Regions from separate parts of the Mus musculus genome. Here all the other regions are linked to region 3. Evidence: chromatin loops called from intact Hi-C (ENCODE). Cell type or tissue: left cerebral cortex. All regions are shown on one strand. Links, peaks and the distances in the headings refer to the core of each region. The heading gives the core; the rest is flanking DNA. Region 1 overlaps Alg9 (asparagine-linked glycosylation 9 (alpha 1,2 mannosyltransferase)). Region 2 overlaps Layn (layilin). Region 3 overlaps Gm32742.

Evidence for each region. Peaks named below come from ENCODE experiments on the same cell type or tissue, not always from the same donor. Only the 100,000 strongest peaks of a DNase experiment are listed, where the experiment ranks them.
Region 1: it touches region 3 in a loop (6-fold over the local background); 19 of 42 quality-filtered maps call a loop at or near these places.
Region 2: it touches region 3 in a loop (2.1-fold over the local background); 2 of 42 quality-filtered maps call a loop at or near these places.

What each region holds. Positions count from the first base shown.
Region 1 is chr9:50,794,249-50,801,904 of GRCm38, reverse strand. Alg9 (asparagine-linked glycosylation 9 (alpha 1,2 mannosyltransferase)) reads right to left here. Exons shown (of 15, transcript NM_133981.2): 9 at 1,664-1,786. Among named protein-coding and RNA genes, the nearest start is that of Gm38476, 23 kb to the right of the region's middle. In left cerebral cortex, for the core only: no CTCF peak of the experiment used is centred there; a DNase peak (open chromatin) is centred at 3,326.
Region 2 is chr9:51,052,962-51,060,617 of GRCm38, reverse strand. Layn (layilin) reads left to right here. Exons shown (of 8, transcript NM_001033534.1): 7 at 1,062-1,161; 8 at 2,962-3,838. The coding sequence ends at 3,322. The region is part of intron 1 of Gm32681 (a long non-coding RNA gene); the gene reads right to left. Among named protein-coding and RNA genes, the nearest start is that of Gm32681, 10 kb to the right of the region's middle. In left cerebral cortex, for the core only: no CTCF peak of the experiment used is centred there; a DNase peak (open chromatin) is centred at 4,044.
Region 3 is chr9:51,148,470-51,156,125 of GRCm38, reverse strand. It overlaps Gm32742, which reads left to right. Exons shown (of 31, transcript XM_017313740.1): 10 at 142-321; 11 at 1,693-1,867; 12 at 2,844-2,959; 13 at 3,604-3,723; 14 at 3,897-4,132; 15 at 4,292-4,413; 16 at 5,090-5,320; 17 at 5,976-6,311; 18 at 6,682-7,062. Among named protein-coding and RNA genes, the nearest start is that of Gm32742, 17 kb to the left of the region's middle. In left cerebral cortex, for the core only: a CTCF peak has its summit at 3,525 (motif pointing right); a DNase peak (open chromatin) is centred at 3,531.

The DNA.
Region 1 (7,656 bases), core at 1,086-6,085, 350 kb after region 3:
GAGAAAAAAATATATATATCATTTTAATTCTTTTTCATTTAAATGTGATACTATGCCCTAGGGCATCCCATAAAATATCTCAGCTTAGGCATCAACCCTCATCCTGACAGTCTGTTGACACCAAACAGAGAGGAACACACTCCTAGATCTTCCAAGAGATCTAGAGAGGGAGGTATAACATACAAGATTTGGTTAAAACACATGGGAAAGTAGAGTTAGTGGGTAAGAGAGCTTAGTAGAGTCTAGCTGGGTGAACATGTCTGCAATGTGTCCCGCACTAGCACTAAGGCCTCCTCAAACTAGCCAATCCAAGTTTTGCATAATCCTTTCATGCACACACCAGCAGGTTTGTTAAACTAGGCATGGAGGGGGGGGGTGTCAATTCTGAACCCTCTGTCAGGCCCCAGCCCAGTCTACTCCGTTTTCTTTTGCTGTCCAACTGGCTTCCAAACCCTATTCCCTGGAGTGCTAGGATTCCAGGAGTGTCACCAAGCTCAGTGACACTGTTCCCCAGGAAACAAAAATACTCTAATAGGAAGTTTCCTTTTTATGTTTTCGCTCTTTCTCTATAATATGCATCTACTCCAAATCACAAAACTGGAACCAACATGTACTTAAAGAATCAGGAGGGAGGGAGGGAGGGAGATGGTGAATCCAAGACCATCTTGACAGTGAGAGGTGCACATGGACTGCAGACCAAAGGCAGACACACAGCACCCCCTACTGTTCATTATGCCTATAGCTTGACAGGCAAGAGTCCCCTCAGGGTCTGATTTATCAGCTCCCCAGACTGGTTACTCTTTGGAAGTAAACCCTCCTGACCTTGGACCAGTGAGATGGCTCAGTGGGTGATGAGATGTATCCTGCCTTCCAAAAGCTGTCCTCTGACTCCACACGTGTGCTACCTGCCCCTCCCTCCCTCTCCCTCCCTTCTCCCCACCCCCACAAATCATGGTCTAAATCTTTTTAAATGAGTGAAGATTCCCCTCACTGTCTAGACAGCAAGTGCTTTCTAAACCATTAGCAAGAGCAGCTGAACGGGTGAGAAGGGAAGATCAATCAGCGGGTGTCAGATCCAGCTGAGATGCTGACAGTCCATCTTCCCAGCCTCTCAGGAACTTGTGCTCAGATGTGTCTTCCACAGGGCAGGCACCGGACACCCAGCTCCGTGGCTGGAGACCCAGGTCAGGCTGCTCTCCTGCTTCTGCAGTGACAGCATAACCACACTGAGCTCCCTCCCTTAAGACGGGTCCTCGGCCTTCCTAATGCTGCGGCCCTTTAACACAGTTCTCCATGTTCTGAAGACCCCTCAACCATAAAACTATTTTCATTGCTACTTTATATAACTAATTTTGCTACTATTATAAATCACAGTGTAAATATCTGATATGCAGGACATTTGATATGTAATCCCCAAAGGAGTAGTGACCCACAGGTTGAGACCCACTGCCTAAGGGGCTACAATGTTCTCTGTCTTATTTAATTCAAACAATTAACCAAACTTTAACATGGGTTTATATAATCTATAAATGCAGACTGCAATCTCAGACACTCAGCCATTCCCACAGAGAGAAAATGGAAACTAAAAGAAGCAGATTTCCACACAACCTGCTGCTTGCTTCCTCCTCCCACAAACCAAGCGTATCTTACGCGGCTCGCTCACCATGGAACCTCTGCAGCAGGTACTCCATAAGGAAAGTCAGTGGCAAAACCAGAAGAGCCAAAGCAAAGGCAACATTGAAGTTCAGAAATCCATTGATTAAATAGAAATACCATGGTTCTGTACCTGAGGGAAACGGATGGGAAATCATTAGTGATGCCTTCAGCACTGTCACAGCACATGTAACTTCCTTACTCTCCTGCTCAAGCAACACTGACAAGCCAACACTCAACTAAATGGAAACCCATAAGCCTGTGCTCTCCCTGGTGCTCCGCTGTGCACAGGAAGCACAAGAGCAGAAGACGGAAGGGCAGACTGGTGAAGACGCTATAGATGTGTACCATTGGGCTTGGACTATTTCACTTTATTCCCATCATCTCCTCTACCATAGAGGATGCACAATTGTCCTCTAAAGGATACAGTGATGCGGTGCCAGTGCACCAGCAGGCTTGAACATACGAGAGCTTTCATACTGGACTCCCAGCCTCCAGAAGGAGAAGTGAGTCTATGCTCTTCATTACCTCGTCTCAAGTATTCTGTTACGATGGCACCTACAAACTCAAATGGCTATTTGCAGTGCCTACTCCCAAACGCCACACCCACATGGGACAAACACGTTCTCTAATAGTGGTAGCTTAAGAGCACAGAGCTATAGGAAACAAAAAAAAAAAAAAATCATTGGAATTTTAACTGGGGCTTCAAGTTCTGCATTCAATATGTAGGCCAAATGATCAAAGCCAATAGATAAACTTACTTGGAGCTATGTAACCCCTTGAGAAGTTCAATTACTATTTTATACACATATAAGATACCATGTATTTCGTAAGAGGGAATAACTCATGGCCAGGGTTAGGGATAAGTTGAGTGGTAGGGTATTTGCCTAGCATTCATGAAGCCCTGGGTTTAGTCTTCGTAGAACCAGATACACACACCATAATTACATATATATTTAATAAAAATCAACAGCTTAATTTTGTGTGTGTGTGTGTGTGTGTGTGTGTGTGTGTATTTTATGTGTATGTATGTGCAGGTGCTTATAAAAGCCAAAGAAGGCATCAGATGCCTGGAGCAGTGGTTCTCAACCTGGGAGCCGAATGATGCTTTCATGGGGGTCATAACAGGTATCCTGCATTTCAGAGACTAACATTACAATTCATAATATTAGCAAAAATTCCAGTTATGAAGTAGCAAGGAAAATAATTTTATACCACATGCATAATACACAACATGTATTAAAGGGTCAGAGCATTAGGAAGGTTGAGATTGCCCACCCTAGAACTGAAGGTACACGTAGTTATAACCTGCCTGACTTGGTACCAGGAAACCAAACTTAGTTGCCTCTATGAGGGCAGCAGACACTCTTAGCCACTGAGCCATCTTTCCAGCCTCGCCAGCTCCACTCCCCCAACCTTGGCTACAGATTAGATCAGAGACCCAGGTCCTGCTCAGAACTCAAAGGACACAGAAAGAAGCAAAATGGCTGAAACAAATCTCATTCTCACTAGTTTTTATTCTGTAATTCAAAATCCTTAAGCCTAAGTGGTAAGAACTAGCTCCCTCCCTGCACATGAGCTGTTTTCCTCTCTGCTTTTCCCCCTGTATGATTGCTTCAATCAGGCAGTGAATGACACGTGTGGGCTTTAATCAGTGTGTGTTGTGACATCCGTCTTGCGCCACAGCAATTCCCTGCAATCAGCATTGCTTAAAAAGGTAATCAGGAGGCAGAGAACACTCAAAAACCTAACGCTTTGTGGCTTGCACAGCAAAAATAAGGTCAGAGACTAAAATCATAATGCCAGCAACACTTGGAGGAATGGGAGGGCTCACTGAGGAAGGGCCCGCTTCAATTGTGGGCCACCTCTGGGGAAAGTTCACTCCTGCTCACAGACAGCTAAACGGTAGGAATGGAAGTCTGTCTCCAGCAGGTCATTCAGGACATCTTTAATCTTGTCTTCCCCATGTCTCTAAGTTAAATAAACCCTCTGGAGAAATGTCTTCTCTGGGTTTCAATTAGTAGGAGCATTTTTTCTAAACTAAATCCTTTAGGACCCAGCTTTCTGAGAGGTGACTATCCACTCTCTCCCGCAATAAGAAGACAGGGCAACCTTTGACTCATTATATTTCTTAACAAAAGTCTAGAAATCTAGGCCTGTGGAGAAAAGAGACCAGCCAGAGAAGATGGGGGCCTTCCTTCTCTGTGCAGCCATGACGATGCTAAGCATCGGAGGAGGGAAGCTGCCTTCTCTCTGGTGCTTGCTCATACAGGTGCTGTCTTGGCAAGCACCCCCATTTTGAGCAACTGTCGCTACCATCGCTTACTATACCATACCTTCTATGTGATCTTCGTGTGTTCATTTATCAAGCTCTCAGCTAGTCTGTGCACATTTCCTAATAGGCTTACTTCCCTGAAGGATGGAGCAAGCACTGGGGAATAAGCCAAAACTGAAGAAAGGTCAACTGACCAAAACAAAACAAAACAAAAAACCCAAAATAAATAAATAAATAAATAAATAAATAAAATAACAAAAGACAAAAAAAAAACAAAAAAAAGGAAAAAAGGAACAAAAAATAAAATAAAAAGGTGACTTTTAATTCGGCTAGCGGGTGTCCCCCATATTCAATGGCTTGCATGCCCTAAGAGTGGCAGCTTTCATCTCAGGCTTTACCATGCTGATGCTCACAAGGCTAGGTCCAAGTTGACAGTGCAAGAAAATGCACCTCAGGTTGGCAAGCTGAGCATTTGGGGGGAGGGGACACAAGAGGACTCTGTAGCAGGCTGGCAGCAGGGTCTCCCTGTGTAGGCAAAGTGCCTCTGTTCCTTCCACTCAAATGAGCTAAGGGAGTCTTCAAAGAGGCTAAAAGAAGGAATCATGTTTATTAATCCATAGACTGAATGATGGGAAACCTGTTTTGCAAAGGCCTATAATTTTATACGACAGTGGGACCTAAATAATAGATCTTCTTACAAATGTCACACTAGCACCAAGAAGCCAGGGTAAGCAAGAGCAGAGGCTGCAGGACAGCACTGCCTGCCAGTCAACTCTAAGCGGGCGCCATCAGACCCCTAGGAGGCATCACGTCAGCTTACGAACAACAAATGGTGGGCACTATAACAAAGGCACTCGCTCTCCTGGCCCTCTGAGACCTTCCCTTGGGTAACAGGAGGGATGATGGCAAACATCCACAGACTACAGGATCCTGACCTAAGGTGCAAAGCGCAGGTCTGGGACAACTCAGTGATCTCTGCATGAGGAGCACGGGGCAAGGGGCCAGAGAGCACCATCTGAGAACTTGAAACCCTACCAGAGGCAGAACTCAGGACTTTCTGACCTCTGACTCCCATAGGCATGGCCTGTCCATGACTCTGCAGTTCCAGTCTACACTGCTCTGTATTTCCTGAATGCCTTGTTCTTTCTCAACAAAATTATCCTGTGTGAAGCACGCTGCGTGCGTGTGTGTGTGTGTGTGTGTGTGTGTGTGTGTGTGTGTGTGTGCGCACGTCACTCCATCATCCACACTGGCCAGGGCTCCTGACCATCTTTCAGCCAAAATGTGCAGAACTTCAAACGAGTAACTTCTCAGCCATCCTTTGGGTTGGACCTGCTCTCTATATCTTGCAACTCATGCTCTCAGATTTCTTCTTATTATTTCATGTGCATGAGCGCTTTACCTACATGTAAGGCTGTTCACATGCGCAAGCCTGGTGCCTGTGGAGGCCAACAGAAGGCACTAAATCTCCTAGAACTGGATGTAAAGTTGTGAGCCTCCATGTAGGTGCTGGGAACTCAACCTGGGCCCTCTGCAAGAGCAGCCAATGCTCTTAAATGCTAAGCATTTCTCCAGGCCCCAAGCTCCTTCTTTTTATGAGTCTATTCTGTAGCTTTGATGACCAAATCCCAGAGTTTTATGAAGGATATTTTTAGTGGAGAAAAAAACACAAGCATATAGAAACCGGAGAACCCGGGCTCTCACCCTTGTCTGCAGCTTTCTTAACCATTTTGCACGTTCCTCCCTATCTCGATTTCATGTCCTCATCAGGAAATAAAGATAATGCCTAGCTCATAATTTTTCTAACAAGAGGATCACAATTTGTATAAAATTTCTGCCAGATAATAGCTAATTCAGTAAGCCTAGGACATCAAACACCTAGAGGAGGGTAGAGGGTTTTTTCCACTGACGTTAAAAAGGGGGAACCACCTCAGGTCTGGAATATATGCTATTTAACGCTGGAAAGATGGCTCCGTGGCTAAGAGCACCTGCTGCTCTTCCAGAGGACCAGGGTTTGATCCCAGCATCTGCATCAGACTGCTTACTCCAGTTCCAGGGGGTCTGCCGCCCACTTCTGGCCTCCAAAGGGACCAGGCACTTAGATGGTACACAGACATACATGCACGCAAAACACCCACATACACAAAGTAAAATTTAAAACTTTTTAAAATGCTATTTAAGCCAGCAAATTATAGAGCATCTTTTTGATACCAGAAACAATAAAGAGGCTATTTCCATGCTTACACTCTAACAGAGTCTCAAGTCACCTTGCTTGAAACGTTTGAAACGTCAACCTTTGCTGTAAAAGGAGCTTAGAAACCTCGTATTTAGGTTGGACATGTAGGTCAGTGTGCATTATTTGTCTGGTATGTTCCAAACCCTGTTTCCATCTGTGGCATCTAAAACAAACCAGCCAGCCAATCCTAACATTCACACTTTCCTCCACAGCAGCGCAGCCCTGGGAGCCAGCATAGCCCTGCCCAGCTCCTCCAAGGCTCCACTCCAGAGTCACACTGATCCTGACTCCACCAGAGGGACTTGTCCCTGTGACCGTCTGCCCACAGCAGAGAATCTACTGTATTACACTTACAGTCTTGGCAGTCTTATAAAATAGCAGGTTGTGTCAGATGAGAGCCAAGTTCTCAAATGTCATTTATTCAATATTTCTTTAACTGAACACTACACATTAACCCAGAAAGGATTAGCAGGCTTGTTGTGTTCTTACATATGAAAAACACATGCAAAAAAACTATCACCATAATAAACTTTTAATTTTCAGGTAAAGTGGGTGCCTACAATAGCTAGTGAGGCACTTCAAACAGGAAAGTCTTGTAAAATAGCAAAAGAATGAAAAATCGTGTCAAAACTTCACACGAAAAAGTCGGACCTCCAGGACAAGAGCACCCCACCTCCCTGATGACTTCACAGCAGCAAAGCACCCACAAAAGCTGGTCCTCGATACTGAGCCAAAGGACAGCCAACAAGTATTTTAAAGGAACTTATATGTGCTATTCTCATTTCGTATCACGAAAAATCTCAAGTCAGCACTGTATCCAACTAAAGCAGTTCTAAGACAGAGCAGCAATGACTGATACTCTAAAAAGCAACCATTCGTTCCTTCTTGATAACTTTTTACTATAAACCTACAATGCACAGGAGTCCCAGCTTAAGGCTAGGATAGCAGTAGTCTCTCTGCAAGAGGCATGCTGAAGCAAGAATGAGTTAACACTTAAAGAACAGAAATCAGCCATGGTGTCGACAGGACTTACTGAAGGAGGCAGAGGAAGGAGGAGGAGCGCCAGTGTGAGACCTCCGAGCTCCAGGACAGCCAAGGCTACACAGAGAAACCCTGTCTCAAAAACAGAACTCAAATTCAAATTCTGGTCAGAAGAGAATCTGTGTTCCTGGGCAACTTCTATGCAGCGATCCTTGAGGCCAGCTCCCTACAGTCCCTAAAGTACACAATTGCTTCCATGGCTGGTGGGACAATCCCTACAGAGTTTTGGCCACTGCTGAGATACTAACCACTAGTACTCTACATCCAAAAGAACAAAATTAGATTGAGTACAATTAAGGCAGATTTATAAAGTGGCACACAACTTTAAAACTCTTCTCAGCCAAACACTGGATGAAGCGATCATCAGACGCCAGTGTCCAAGGAAAGACTGGCTCCAGCTCTACTATGCCCCAAACCTAGCACAGGGCCCTCTAACCAGGCCCCTGTTAAA
Region 2 (7,656 bases), core at 1,511-6,510, 96 kb after region 3:
CCATAAATTCTGTGCTGTTTAAGAGGTTTGTGAATAAAAATTCACTCTTACATGAATCTTATATTCAATCTTACATCTTAAAAAATTCAGAACCTTTCTACCAATGATCGGAGATGAAGGATAACCAAACTCTTTATTATCCAATAGATATAAATATGTAAAAATATCTTTAAAAGAGAATAAAGAGCTGTCCAAAATAAGTGGCATTTCTATAACTTAAGACGGGCATTTTAAGTGAATCCTCCATTTTCCGAGTGTGTCTGTTGTTTTTGCTTGTTTTGTTTTGTTTTGTTTTGTTTGATTGTTGTCAAGTTTCTCTGGATGGTCAGGAACCTTGGATCAGTGGAAAAAGAAGGGTTAGTCTCTAATCCTTGATTTCTCTCACAGCCTCTGAAGGGAACAACATCCAGTTCTGGTTCAGAGATTACAGAGTTAAGTGGGGAAAAAGAAGACCCCTTAAATGTTCTTCCCAGCACTTAGGGATTTAGCCGATGCCACTTGGCCTTAGTCAGATGTGCTGGGAAGGTCTGATAGTCTCCTCTATGTGATCTTTCTCTTCCCTGCAAATGATCCTGGGACTTTTGGCTTGATCTTTTTCATGCCTCTTGCCTCTCCAAGCCTGGGAATTTCTGTGGAAGCAAAGACATCTACACTGCCCCCACCAAGCCCTGTTTCACTAAGAAGTACATGGAAAAGGAGGATCTTTGAAAAAGAAATTATCAAAGATGATTTTACAATATATACAAGACTCTAAACTTTAAACTTGCTTACATTGCCACCTAGATTAATTGGTTAGATAGAAAATGCTCATTTGTTGAAACTAGGGACTCTGCTAACTAGACAACTGCATCTATCTCCTAGAATGTGCTGTTTAGAATATTCTAATGATTGTGCTTTTTAAAGCCTGATTTGAAAACATACATGCACACACACACACACACACACACACACAGAGAGAGAGAGAGAGAGAGAGAAAGAGAGAGAGAGAGAGAGAGAGAGAGAGAGAGAGAGAGAGAGAGAGAGAGATCACTGGGCTAATACATGATATTTTTCTTTTTCAGAGGCTGCTTTGAATCTTGCCTACATCCTAATTCCCAGTATTCCCCTTTTCCTCCTACTTGTGGTCACTTCAGCTGTATGTTGGGTTTGGATCTGTAGAAGGCAAGTAGAACTCTCATCATGCAAACCTTTGCTCCCTCTGCACTAGGATGTTGCCTGGCTGGCATCATTAAAGGCCATGACAACTCCAAGAGAAGGACCACTATAGAACTGAGAGTAAATTCTGGCAGGACACGAGGTCTGCATGCCAAACAAGCAGCATGCTTCTCTGAGCATCTGTGCTGAGTTGTGATTACGCTAGCAGTCCTACGTGCTTTCTCCTCTGTGTGTGTGGAAGATTTTTAAGCAAAGTGGAAGGTAAAACACTGTTATTCACTTCCTGTGCACCCACAGATCACCCAGTAAAGTGTTCTCCTAAATGTAGGTCCTCGTTCCAAAAATGTTTGTTGAGTAAGGAATGACTAATGGGCCACATGAAAACTGTGTGTTCCAAGGGATTCTGGGAAGCATCTGACACAAAGCCACTTTATTCAGAATGAATCAGCCAAATTCTTTTAAACTGACTTTTCTTTTAAATTATTTCAAAAGTGTATTGTTGCAAAGAAGCTAAACTAGGTAGCATAGGCAGCCTCTGTATGTAGTCTGGATGGCGTGCTGGTGTATTTTAAGTGCATGCAACTGTTCTCTGTTCACACTGTTGTTCCCTGTCATCAAGGCAGACACTAAAGGAGGAGAGCATTCTCACATTTACAGCAGAAAAATCAGAGTCCACCTGGAGTTGAACTCACTTTGATGAACATTGAGATACATTTGTAAAATTCCAATGCAGAACCTATTTCATTTAATAATCCCCTCAAACGTTTATTATGAGTATGAGCAGTGTGTGTGTGTGTATAGATAGATAGATAGATAGATAGATAGATAGATAGATAGATAGATAGATCTTATATAAACACTCAAAAGAATTGGCCATTACTATAATCATTTTTGTTGGTAATTCTCTTGAATTTAAAATAGAATTGAGTTAAACAATTACAGATACATTTTTCCGATGACTTATCTACAATTGGTTCTTGATTGCTACTTTTAAATGCATTTGCCCCTTTGCCAGGACAAGGGAACATTCTTTCTCTATCTGTCTCTGTCTGTCTCTCATGTGTCCGTTTGTCCTTCTTTCCTGCTTTTCTTTCTTCCATATTCATTTTTAAGTGGTCCTAGGAACTCAGGGCTTCACACATGCCAGACAAGTTGCATTTGGTTGGCTATATCCCCATATCCTTAAACAATACTTTTAAGTGTTACAAACAAAATGCATTGATAGAAGAAGGAAGCAGTTATACTATTACAGAATTTAGCAAAAATATTTCCCAAAACGAATTGTGTTTCTTTATTAGTGATTTTTAGTGGTGGGTATAATTATAATATTGAAGTAGCGGTAAGCATGAAATATTTCAAAGCAACTCTAATAACTGATATGGTATAGGAATGTGATTTCTGTTGGTGGTAGAGTCAATGACATTATTAATCCTACTCTTGTTTATTGTCTATACTTATGGTAGAATGTGACTAATTTTGTTTAGAGATGAGTTTTGTTTTATTGTTCAATTGGTTAAGGTTTGGTTTGGTTTGGTTAGGTTAGGTTTAGTCTAATTTTTTCCTACTGTTTTCTGGCCCCACATTTCCGAAGGAGTCCTAGAACTAAGACAGTGAATGGTAGGTGTAGGAAGACCAGAATAGAACAGTTTCCTGGGGTGTCTCCTACCTGACTCACAAAGCCTGTTGGTGTAGGTAGGTGAGAAACAGAGCAAGGTGACTTCCTGAGGTCACTTCATCCACTTCAATAGAACAGGGACATTCTCAGGACCCTGGTCTCAAATACTCAGCCTGGTTCTCTTCTTTTAGAAAACGAGAACAGACAGACCCTAGCACAAAGGAGCAGCACACCATTTGGCCCACTCCTCGCCAAGAAAACAGCCCCAACCTAGATGTTTACAATGTCATCAGAAAACAAAGTGAAGCTGATTTAGCTGAGCCCCGGCCAGACCTGAAGAACATCTCCTTCCGGGTGTGTTCTGGGGAAGCTATGCCTGATGACATGTCTTGTGACTATGAAAACATTGCTGTGAACCCTTCGGAAAGTGGGTTTGTGACTTTGGCAAGTATGGAGAGTGGATTTGTGACCAATGACATCTATGAATTCTCCCCGGACCGAATGGGGAGGAGCAAGGAGAGTGGATGGGTAGAAAATGAAATATATTACTAAGACACAGGAAAAACCTGGCAAGAATGCAAAAGGAGAAGCAAAGGCCTCCGATTTCTTACAAGGACAATATTCAGAAAGCTTATGAAAATGCCCAGCTCAGTCTTAGGGGCAAGCACAGCATCACAAGTCCCTACTGGGTCCCCAAGTTCTGGCTGTACTTCTTATCTGAGGGCCTCATCCTGCTGAGCCTTCTGAGAAGGCACTTTGCCCAGGGGCTGCTGCACAGCAGACTCAGTGATTGTCAGCCAGTGGCTTCTAACTGATATCTGAGGGCTGGTGCTTTCACTGCTCAGCATGAAGGGCTGACCAGGGAGCTTGGAAAGCCCACCTCTAGGTTCTGTTTTCCTTGCTCTATACAGCAGCACAGGCAATCACAAAAACACAAACTGTGGAATCCTCTCAAAGCCTCTGTATGGATGCCTCAGGCTGGCCTGCACATCAATAATTAATTCCCAAACCTGCACCCCCACCCCGCCCCTGAAAAATATCCAATAAAAAGCAGGAAGTAGAATGTTAGTCAGTCTGTGTCTACAGCCTTTCCTCTGCATGTGGCCTCAGGGGAACTCTTTTTTTTTTTTTTTTTTTTTTTTTTCATTCTCCCGACATCTAAACTTGGAAAAATCCAACTTGGAAATACTTTAGAAAGTAAAAATGAGCTCTGTGTTTGCTTCAGGGCTTCTTGTTCTCTGGGCTCAGACAGTATGTGCTGTTCTGGGGATGGGTGGCAGCAGCCTGGGAACATGACTGTGTGCTGGACTGGTAAAGAGTAGACATACTAAGGATAAGGAGAGGCAGGCTTCTCACTATCAGAGAAGGCAGCCACAGCTACCAGAAGGGAGGAAACTGGAATAGGTCCTATTGTGTGCAATGGAAATAGTGACAGTGCTGTCACTGTGGAGCTTTATGTATTGAGTATCCATGAATATGTATATGTATATGTATATGTATATGTATATGTATATGTATACTCTCCATTAAATAAGCCAGTACTCCATGAAATTGGATGACTGGAGGGCAGAAGCAGAAGAAATATGAGTTACTTGAGTAATGAAAAGGAAATAATGGATACCTAAACATAGGTAGACTTAACAGGTTTATTGTTCTACAGGAACCATGCCCCCCCCCACCCCCCACCCCCCGCACATCACAATGGCCTATAATGTATTTATGAATAAATATGAGAAAGGAGCTCAAGGGTAGCAAACACAAAGTCATGATAGAATATTATAAAACTATAAAAAATTATAAAATTAGAAAATGTTATATTTATTGCCTTGGTTCACCAGTACACATTGTATATTTGTGCTGTGAAGTGACATTATTGTTAAAACTTACATTTAAAGAGACTAAGAATGAGAGAGGTCATTTGTGAAACTTTACACCACCACCAAGCAAGAACGATTGGGAATCAATAGATCACAGAAACCAACTCATAATGGCCCATCTTCGGTAATGTGGAATAATTTAAATATTAAATCGTGGGCTGGTGAGATGGCTCAGTGGGTAAGAGCACCCGACTGCTCTTCCGAAGGTCCAGAGTTCAAATCCCAGCAACCACATGGTGGCTCACAACCATCCGTAACAAGATCTGACTCCCTCTTCTGGTGTGTCTGAAGACAGCTACAGTGTACTTACATATAATAATAAAATAAATCTTAAAAAAAATATTAAATCGTTAAAAGTAAAAGCGACAAAGAGAATGTGACTCATTAGATACACCAGAAAAACATGGGCATATGCTGACACAAAATAAGTGAATAAATTAAAGCTTTGATGTAGAATGGGATATTTACATGATTTCAGGTAAAGATCATTATTAACAAAAGTCACCCAACAGGCAAAACGCCACCTCAGTCAACTGATCGGTGTGAACACTGTGGATGACAGGCCTGTACTGAGATTGTCCACCTCACATTGTGGTGTGGTGAGAGGGACATGGCATCACATCTGCGCTGTCTCAGTCAAAGAGGAAGCCTTACACAACAATAACTTGATGGACAATCTACAAAGTAACTGGACCTGGATAGCAAGCCTGAACTCTGATGGAGGACAGTAGAAGTGATGGCTGCACACGCGACTTGATCCTGAAATGGACCCCTCTTTTCCTGTAACGAAAAATATAGGAAAAATGTGGATGAAGTCTGAGGATGAAATGATAAAATGTGTAGTGCTAATTTCTTGACTTTAATGTTGCATTTAGGATATGTCCTCATGATGCCGGGAATGTCTTCATAGAAAACACACAGTAAGTAATAAAGGACAATGGACCGTCAGGTCGACCACTTTCCCTCGTGTGATTTGGGGACAGGGATGCTCTTTGCTCTGTACCTGCAATCTCTTCTCTGTTAGAAAGTATTTAAGGAAAACCATTTACAAACATCACTTCTATAACTATTGATCACATCACTTACACTATACCCATTCATCTGAAGTCAATACACAGGCTATGCTGACAGCATCTAACAGTCTTTAAACCAAGACAAAAACAAATGAATTTCTGAGAGAACCATCATCATCAGTACCTAGCTCCAGGTGCCGGCCCATTTCTCAGATCTTTGCCTTGCCCTTACAGGCAGCAGGGAGTTATGATGAGCACCCTGCAAAAGCCAATTCAGAGACTCCTTTCTCCCAGTACTGCCCATATATCCCCCTCTAGAAATGCAAATCCGTAGTATGACATAGAATAAATAAACACTAAGGTGTCTTCTAACTCTAAAATTATTTTATTTCAATATTGTACTGGCTTATGTTGAGTATTTGACAGCCTCCTGAACTTGTAGTAGGACACACATAATAACAGAGACAGATACAAATATGAAATTGCAGGGAATTGCACCCTCAGAGGAGAAAACATTTCTGTACAGACCTTCCTTTGTCTCTTTCTACAGAAGGCCAGTAAATGGTTACTAATTGCTAACTAATCTTAAGCTATCAGCGAGTCTTGAGATTGAACATCAGAAAAGGTGACCAGAATGAGTTATTGGATCACCCAAAATATAGTAAGGCCAGTTATAAAGTTTCCTAGAAATATGGGTTTATTAAATGTATAATAACCTTCCAAATAGGTACTTGAATATTAGATAGCATTTCCATATACTAATAAGAAAATTTAGTCTATCTTAAGGAGCTCAAAGTTGGGGCTGTAGTGTTTGTTAATCTTTGTTTTCACAACAGTTTATAACAGCTTGACAACAATAATAGGAAAGACCAATACACTAAGAACTTAGCCAGAGGAACCACCAGACTGATTTCCAGAATGGTTGTACAAGCTTGCAATCCCACCAACAATGGAGGAGTGTTCCTCTTTCTCTACATCCTCGCCAGCATCTGCTGTCACCTGAATTTTTGATCTTAGCCATTCTGACTGGTGTGAGATGGAATCTCAGGGTTGTTTTGATTTGCATTTCCCTGATGATTAAGGATGCTGAACATTTTTTTTCAGGTGCTTCTCAGCCATTCGGTATTCCTCAGGTGAGAATTCTTTGTTTAGCTCTGAGCCCCATTTTTTAATGGTGTTATTTGATTTTCTGGAGTCCACCTTATTGAGTTCTTTATATATATTGGATATTAGTCCCCTATCTGATTTAGGGTAGGTAAAGATCCTTTCCCAATCTGTTGGCGGCCTTTTTGTCTTATTGACAGTGTCTTTTGCCTTACAGAAGCTTTGCAATTTTATGAGGTCCCATTTGTCAATTCTCAATCTTACAGCACAAGCCACTGCTGTTCTATTCAGGAACTTTTTCCCCTGTGCCCATCTCTTCAAGGCTTTTCCCCACTTTCTCCTCTCTAAGTTTCAGTGTCTCTGGTTTTATGTGGAGTTCCTCAGAAAATTGGACATAGTACTACTGGAGGATCCTGCAATACCTCTCCTGGGCATATATCCAGAAGATGTTCCAACGGGTAAGAAAGACACATGTTCCACTATGTTCATAGCAGCCTTATTTATAATAGCCAGAAGCTGGAAAGAACCTAGATGCCCCTCAACAGAGGAATGGATACAGAAAATGTGGTACATTTACACAATGGAGTACTACTCAGCTATTAAAAAGAATGAATTTATGAAATTTCTAGGCAAATGGATGGACCTGGAGGGCATCATCCTGAATGAGGTAACCCAATCACAAAAGAACTCACATGATATGTACTCACTGATAAGTGGATATTAGCCCAAAAACTTAGAATACCCAAGATATAAGATACAATTTGAGAAACACATGAAACTCAAGAAGAATGAAGACCAAAGTGTGGACACTTTGCCCCTTCTTAGAATTGGGAACAAAACACCCAAGGAAGGAGTTACAGAGACAGAGTTTGGAGCTGAGACAAAAGGATGG
Region 3 (7,656 bases), core at 921-5,920:
GGAAACCCCAACTTTTGCCCACTAGCCCCCAAGGATGAATGGTTATCTGGTTAATATTGGAATGCCTGGGCTGCCTCTCTGCCTCCTGCCAGTCTCTGGCAAATGGTGGCACAAAGACTGAACAGGCTTCTTTCTACCTAGTACCTCCGTACTCTCCCCGCTGGGGGCCGGTGCTTTGTGGATGGGCCCTTTGCCATGACGACACCCAGGAATCTTATCCAGACTGGTATTGCCAAAATCCCCAAACCAGTGAAGAAGCCTCACTGGCCAGGAGCCCTGGGGGCGATGCTGTTTCTTCTAGGGCCCTGCCTGATTTTGTTGGTGAGTAGAGCTTACAAGTAGCATCTTGCAAGTCCCTTCCTTCCAATCCTGCTTGTAGGAGGCATCATAATAGCTGCCAAGATGGAGATGGAAGGAAGGATCAGAGGCCTCGGGCCACCAGTGCCATGCCTAACAGAAGGAAGAATAGATACAAGAACAAAATATGACAGATCTGTAGTAAAGCCTTGCATGGGCCCCTGGCCACACAAAGACAGGGCTGAACATTCTCTCTGGGAGGTCAGGATAGACTTTCCAGAAGATACAATCCCTGAGATAGACACAGAAGAGCACGCACGGTCCCTGTGCTAATAAGGGGGTTAGAAAGTCCAGAGAAAGAAGTATCTTATAAATCCAATCAACTACCAGCCAAAGCATTCAGGAGAGGCTGGGAAGATAGGTGAGTAGGTGAAGTGTTTACCTTGCAAGCATGAAGACCTGAACCTGATCCCCAGCACGCATGTAAAACTGAGCACAGCAGCACATGCCTGTAACCCCAGCTTTGAGGAGATGAAGATGAAGATACCCCTGGGGCTTGTTGGCCAGCACCCCTAGTCGAGTCAGCAAGCCCCAGGTCCCAGTTAGAGACCTTGCCTCACAAAACAAGTGGATGGCAACTGAGGAGCAACACGTGGCGTTGACTCTAGCCTCCACATGCATAGACAAAAAGATGCATTAACCTACACACACACACACACACACACACACACACACACAATGAATTGCATTTATACCGAAAAAGCACAGATTTTTTTCTCACCATTATTCTCTAAACAATACATCAGGGCAACTATTTACAAAGTATTTACATTGCATTGGGTAATATACATAAGTATAGATGATCTGAAATACATCACAGGGTGTGGGTGAGTTGTAAACAAATAACATGCCAGCTAATACCAAAGACTTGAGCATCTGTGGGTTTTGGTACCCACGGGAAGTCCTGGAACGAGTCCCTGTGGATATCAAGAGATGACAGCATTAGCAGCAATGTTTCAAAGACACAAAACACCAGTCTTTGGCTCTGGGGACCAAGTGGCTGTGGCTGGAGCCTCTGCCTCTGCAGCCAAAGATAAGGCTAGAACAGCTCATCTTTCTAGCTCTGCTGTGGCCAAAAAGACTAAGGAAGGCTTGTTTTCTAGGCAGCAGATGAGGATACTGAGCGAATGAGAGCTCCTGAGAAGACTTTAGTTTATAATACACAACAGCCTAAGGGCAGGGAAGGGTTAAAGAGGCAGCTACATCGAACAGGGCCTTTCATGGGGTAAAAGCAAAGGAGATGAGATACCCCCAAGCCAAGAGGGGAACTTCTCCAGAAAGGATACCGCTCAGCTTCCTCCTTCCTGCCTTTCCCCGCGGTGTGTGTGCCCTTAGATTCAGTGTAAGAGCCTCAGCTGGGCTCGGAAGGCTGCTCCACACCCCATCTTCAGGACTCACCAGCAAAGATATAATCTTGATGTCTACATGTCCCCAAGGACTGGTATGATATTAGTGAGGAGAGGCCAATCACCCCGAGACTGCGAGGTCCTCAGAGCTGAAGGGAGTCATGGTGAGTGACAATCTGGGATTAGATTCCAAGGGCCCCAAATCCAACTGGCAGGTTCTGCCATGCTTCAACTTCCTGGGTTACTCTTTGCTCAGTCTGCTGCCTAGAAGACATCATTCATCCACTTGTTTTCCCAGAGAGCATTTATTAAGCGGCTGCTGTATACAGATGTTGCTAGGCACTAGGAATACAGTGTAGAGTTGGAAAGAGACATCTGACCACAAATTTGTCAAGTAAAAAAGTAGTACAACCATGCGCAGAGAACTCAGATTAAGAAATGGGGCAGGCCACTGTTGACTGACACACAGATCCGGAACCAACGACCCTAGATTCTCGGGATTCCAAAAGAAATTAGGAAACAGGTTGGTGAAAGAAACCAATTTATTTTTAGGTTGGCCCAATCAGAGAAAGAATCTAATTTCTATCCACCAGGACAGTTTATAGACTATAAGACAGAGGCCAGAGATATGCAAATGTGGGTGTGAGATAGTCGACTGGGTCTTTTCTTGGAGAGAAGGCTAGTTGGACCCAGGCTGCCTCCATGTCTCTGCGTACTCAGTGCTTTCTTTACTGTCAGCATGGAGGGTGTGTTATATTCTTACAAGTTATGTTGTTCCACCACCGAGGGGCAAATTGCAGATCGTATTGTACATCCTGCTGAAGCTCCCCTTCCAACTGTTGCCACTCAAAGTTCAGTCAGAGAGCAGGGTTGGGTTTAAGTTGTGCCTCTAGAACTTCAGTATGCATAAGGCTTTGCAGCAGTGGGGAGGGAGGTCCATGGTCTTCTGACTCCACAAGGCAGGGGTCAGGCACAGCGTTCTGCATTCCGGTCAAGTTTCTCAGAAACACTTGTGGTCCATGCAAGCATCATGCCTTTAGGAGACAGACTGAATCTGCTGAGAACCTGGAAGAAGATACGTTGAAGGTGTGTCTAGATCTGCGTGTGGGGACGCTAATCATACGCCCATCCCTCGCACAGGTGGGACCTGGGAGGACCAGGTAGACCTAGAATGGTTTGACACAGAGGTCTTCTTTGGGATACTGCATCGGCAGTCTCTGACAGTGACGGCCAGTCTCAGCCAAATCAACAAGGAGGTAACTGGAAGGCCCAAAAGGTGCTTCTGTTCATGGCCAGCAGAGACAAGCAGGGCTGGAAGTGGATGCAATGGGGGAGGGGGGATGAATGGGACGTGGGATGGAGCCTAAAGAACTCCGGGGCAAAGGAAAGATAGAAAATTTCAGATTAATTAGGACTGATATTAAGAAACGTATAGACTAATTGACAAGGAAGGGAGGGAGGGAGGGAGGGAGGGAGGGAGGGAGGGAGGGAGGGAGGGAGGGAGGGAGGCAGGCAGGCAGGCAGGCAGGCAGGCAGGCAGGCAGGCAGGCAGGCAGGCAAAGCCAAATAGGCCTTAGATTCCTATCCCTGGTCTTCAGTGACAGACATTGGAAATAAGTCAATACATTAGAAGTCTAAGTATCCAAACTGGCCAGGAGCTGGAGATATATCTCAGTGACAGCATCCGCCTGGCGTGTTGTATGCATGAGGTTTGATCCCCAGCATTGACTTGAGGGGAGAACTTTATTCTTGCCAGTTTTATCCATTTCTTCCAAGTGTCCTCAGAAGCCGGTTCTCTGCCATCTCTCCAGATATTGGCAGTAGAGGGCGCTCTAAGCTTACAGTAAAAAGCTGGTGGCTCTTGGGTGGTAGTCAAGACTGACTAATTCCTCTCTCTCAGCTCAAAGTCCTCTACCGCAAACTTCTGAATGAAGCTGGTTCTCTCCGGCAGCTGTGGGGTGCTCAGCGTGGCACCTCAGCTTCCACTAACCAGATTCTAATCCAGAGAAAGCAACAAGAGGTTGGACTTTGAATTTGCACCTTCCCACCCAGCCTCTGTGCCCTCTCACAGTCCCCAAGCCCTGTCCCCTCCCCACCCCGTCCCTCCTCCCTGCCCCCGCCCCCCGTCCCCACCCCACCAGCCCTGGTGCTTGGAGCCCTACAGGTAAAAGGGGCAATGTGTCTTTGACCCAGGCCGCTAAGGCAGTTGCCATGGCTGCAGAGGAAGAGTCTAGGCAGAGGCGAAGCCTGGTGGGCGAGTATGCAGCAAGCCTTGCTCACCAACTGGAGCTCCTTCACCAAGACCTCTGTGCCAGGCAGGACCAGTGGGCCTCTTTCTACTCAGCGTTGATGGAAGCTCGGTGGCTGCTGAAGGCATCTGCAAGCTCTAGCCCAGAGACGTCCCCACAGCCTGGGCAAAGCCCTGGAGAGTATGTACCTGGTTAGCCTGAATCAGAGGGTGGAATGCAAACCAGGGAAAGAGAGTATGGATGGCTTCACAGAGTTCCAGCAGTAGCGACGTTAAGTGTCCTTTTTCCATCTCTCATTGTCTCTGCACTCTGACCGGCATGCCATATGTGTCTCTGCAGGGTGGATTCTCGGCTGGACACTCTGCTGGGCCGCTTGTCCCAGGCCATGCTGCAAGAAGGTCACCGCTTGAAGGCTTGGGGTTTCCTGGACACTGGAACAGGGGCGGAGCTGCTACAGGCAGGTAAGCACTGATGGCCTCATCAAGGACCTATGGGAACTTAGTCCGTATGTTGAAACTAAATCCCTGCATTCAGGACGTTAGGCACCTCAAAGACCTAAGTCCTTCCCCTAAAACACCTGCAGAGGCAGAAGTGGAAGGGGAAGGACGCGAGGAACCCTGGGAACAGGAGGGAGTTCCTGTTCAATGGCCCCACACAAAAGATGAGGGGAGCTCAGAAACAGGGAGGATGAGGAAGGAAGGCATCACAAATGACAGATTTGCAAACCATATGACACTTCTTGAAAATAAAAGCCTAGCAGATAAATGTGAACAGTCAGGTTTGGAAAATGCTGGGTTTGCCTTGAAAAGATATCCGTTAAAGGCAGAGCAAGTTCTAGAAGTTCTCAGCCCCACCTCAGTACCCACAAAACTTTCCCCCAAAGGACCTTTACCTAGCCTGTAATCTGAGGATACTGGACATTGCAATGGTGATGCTCTGTGCTCAACTCAAAAAAAAAAAAAATTAAAAAGTCTCTATCCTGGGGAGCACTACCCTGGGGAGCACCATTCTTGGGAGCATCATCCTTGGGAGGTTGGGATAAAGTTCCTGCTAACTTCTTCCTGTCTCCAGCCAAGACTCCTAGCCTCCCCAGTCACCTCGGGAGAGGCCCAGCAGGCAGCCTTTGCTTTCCTGCAGCCCCAGCAGGTCCTCAAGAGGGTACTGATGACATCATTGTGAATCCTGTCACCAAGTTGATGGTCCCTGGACCCAACTGTACGATGATACTCCCAGCAAGTGGCCACATAGGGCCCGTACCCCCTGGCTACTTTATCCACCCTGACACTGGGCATGTGCTGCCTGAGGCTGGACACCTGGGATATGATCTGCTGAGCTCAGGGCTGATCCCCATTGCTGACTCTAATGCTGGTAGGACCCTGGCCCACTTCCCAGCCCTAACTTTATTTTGGGCTTCAGAGATAGGGCGATGCTCCCTGGGGACCTCAAGAATGAATGCACACACAGCATGGCTCTGTCCTTGATCAGAGCAAAGCAGTAAACACCTGCTCCTTCACCTCACCCATGACTTCTGCTGGATTCGGGTGGCGCACGCCTTTACTCCAGCAGTGGGGAGGCAGAAGCAGGTGGATCTCTTGTGAGTTTGAGGCCAGCCTGGTCTACAGAGTGAGTTTAGTGCCAGAGAGGCTTCACAGAGAGACTCTGTCAAAAGAAAGAAAGAGGGGAAAGAGGAGGAGGAGGGGGGGGAGGAGAGGGAAGAGGAGGAGGGGGAGGAGGGGGAGGAGAGGGAAGAGGAGGAAGAGGAGGAGGGGGAGGAGGGGAAAGAGGAGGAGGAGGGGGAAAGAGAGGGAGGATGGGGAGGAGGAGGAAGGGAAGGACTGGGAGGAGGAGAAAGGGGAAGAGGAGGAAGAAGATGAGGGGGAGGGGAGGGGGAAGAGGAGGAGAGAGCTGTTCAATGAATGAGAGCAGGTCCCACAGCTGCTGTCTTCCATGATCTACAAAACGGGGAGTGGGGCAGAGGCTAGCAGATGGGGTGTTGCTAACACCTCCCCGTCTCCCTATCCAGGTGATGTCCGAACATCAGAGGCCGCTATTCTCCCCTACATGCCCTACCCAACGAATCCTGTCACAGGCTGCCCAGCAGATACTCACCTGCCCATCCTACAACCAAGAAGAGCATCACAGCTGGGGGCTCTCATGTCTGACCCCATCACAGGCATCGAGGTGCCTGTGCTTGCTGTGACTTTGCATCCCCAAACCAGGGAGTGGCTCACTCTCGGGGGAACATACTGCAGTCCTCTCACCAAGACGTTGGCCCCTTTGGAACTGGGGGGACCCATGGAGGACCCAGTCACAGGAGGCATCGTGCCAATCCTAGGCGTTGGGCTGGATGAACACACAGGTCTCCTGGAAACTATCAATGCCTTCCACCCTGTTGCCCCTGCCTGGCCTAGCTGCCCAGTTTCTCCCAGCCTCCTATCTTCCTCATACTCTGGTCAGGCTGAAAACGATACCCCATTCTCTCTTTCCACTCTACCTCTGCTCCCAACCCTTCCCTCTTCTTCCAAGTTTCCCTCTCCTCTTCCCCCATCTCTACCACAGTATCCCCACGGTAAGTTTACACTAGAAGTAAACCCGAGGGCAGCTCCTCCGTTTTTCTTGCCCTTGGTGCTGCTGTGGCCCTGCCCTGCCTTCCTTCTTCCCTGTGCCTTGCATGTTTATACCACCACAGGTCTCTTTCCCACTTAACCCTCTAGGTGTCTTGCTTCCAGGTCAGGTGCTTGCCGTAGGAGGGCTTCGAGATGCCACCGGGAGCCTCTTGATGCCTGGTGACAGCTTTGTGGAGCCACTGAGTGGGAAGACAGCCCGGCTCCTGGGAGCTTCCCAACAGGCAGGGCAGATATCAGCCCACGCAGGGGGGTCACAGGCCCTGCTGGATGCCAATGTCTTGGTGGCCCAGAGGCAAGTGATTATGATGCTCCAGCAGTGTCGGGAGACCACAGGATCCGGGGCCCAAGAACTGCTGGAGTCTGCCACAAAGGGCATGAGACAAGCCCTGGCCCTCAGTCTGCACCACATCCTCCAGCAGGCTCAGAGGCTGGAGAGGCAGTTGGCAGCAGCGCATGACATTGAAGTCAGTGGTGGCTGTATAGGTATGTGTTGCTTTGGGCCTTGAAATCCCAGCCCCAGAATGGCTCCATATTTCAGTTCCTCACAGCACAGAACAGGGCGCCTCAGCTCGGCTGGCCTTGCATATGTGTGGCCAAAATAAGAGACAAGTTCAGGACCAAACTCTTGTCAGTGGCTTTAGGCTGCCTTCCTCGTCCATCCTCCTAATTACTCCAGTAAGTCTGATACTTTGTGTTTATAAAATGAACAGTCTTGCGATCTCATAAGGTTCCCAGGCTCATAACCAGCCTGACACCCATCTTACATGGGACCCTACCAGACAGGGAGTTGAGTAGCTTGCTCAGCAAGGGTTCTCCACTAGTTGGCAACAGAGTCAGGCCCAAGGCTGGAATCCCCTAAGCCCTCCACCCCCTTCTCATTATTATTCCTTAACAGTCTTCCCTTGCCATCTATAAACTCAGGGGAAGAGACACCCTGTGTTCCACCTCTCCATATGGCCCTGATGTGAAGGGTCAGGGGAGGAAGGAAGAGGAAGTAGGAGTGGCATTTTCCTGAAGTTTATCTCACATCTCACTCTTTCTAGAAGCTCCCATCTGCCCACAGTGTGACACACACAC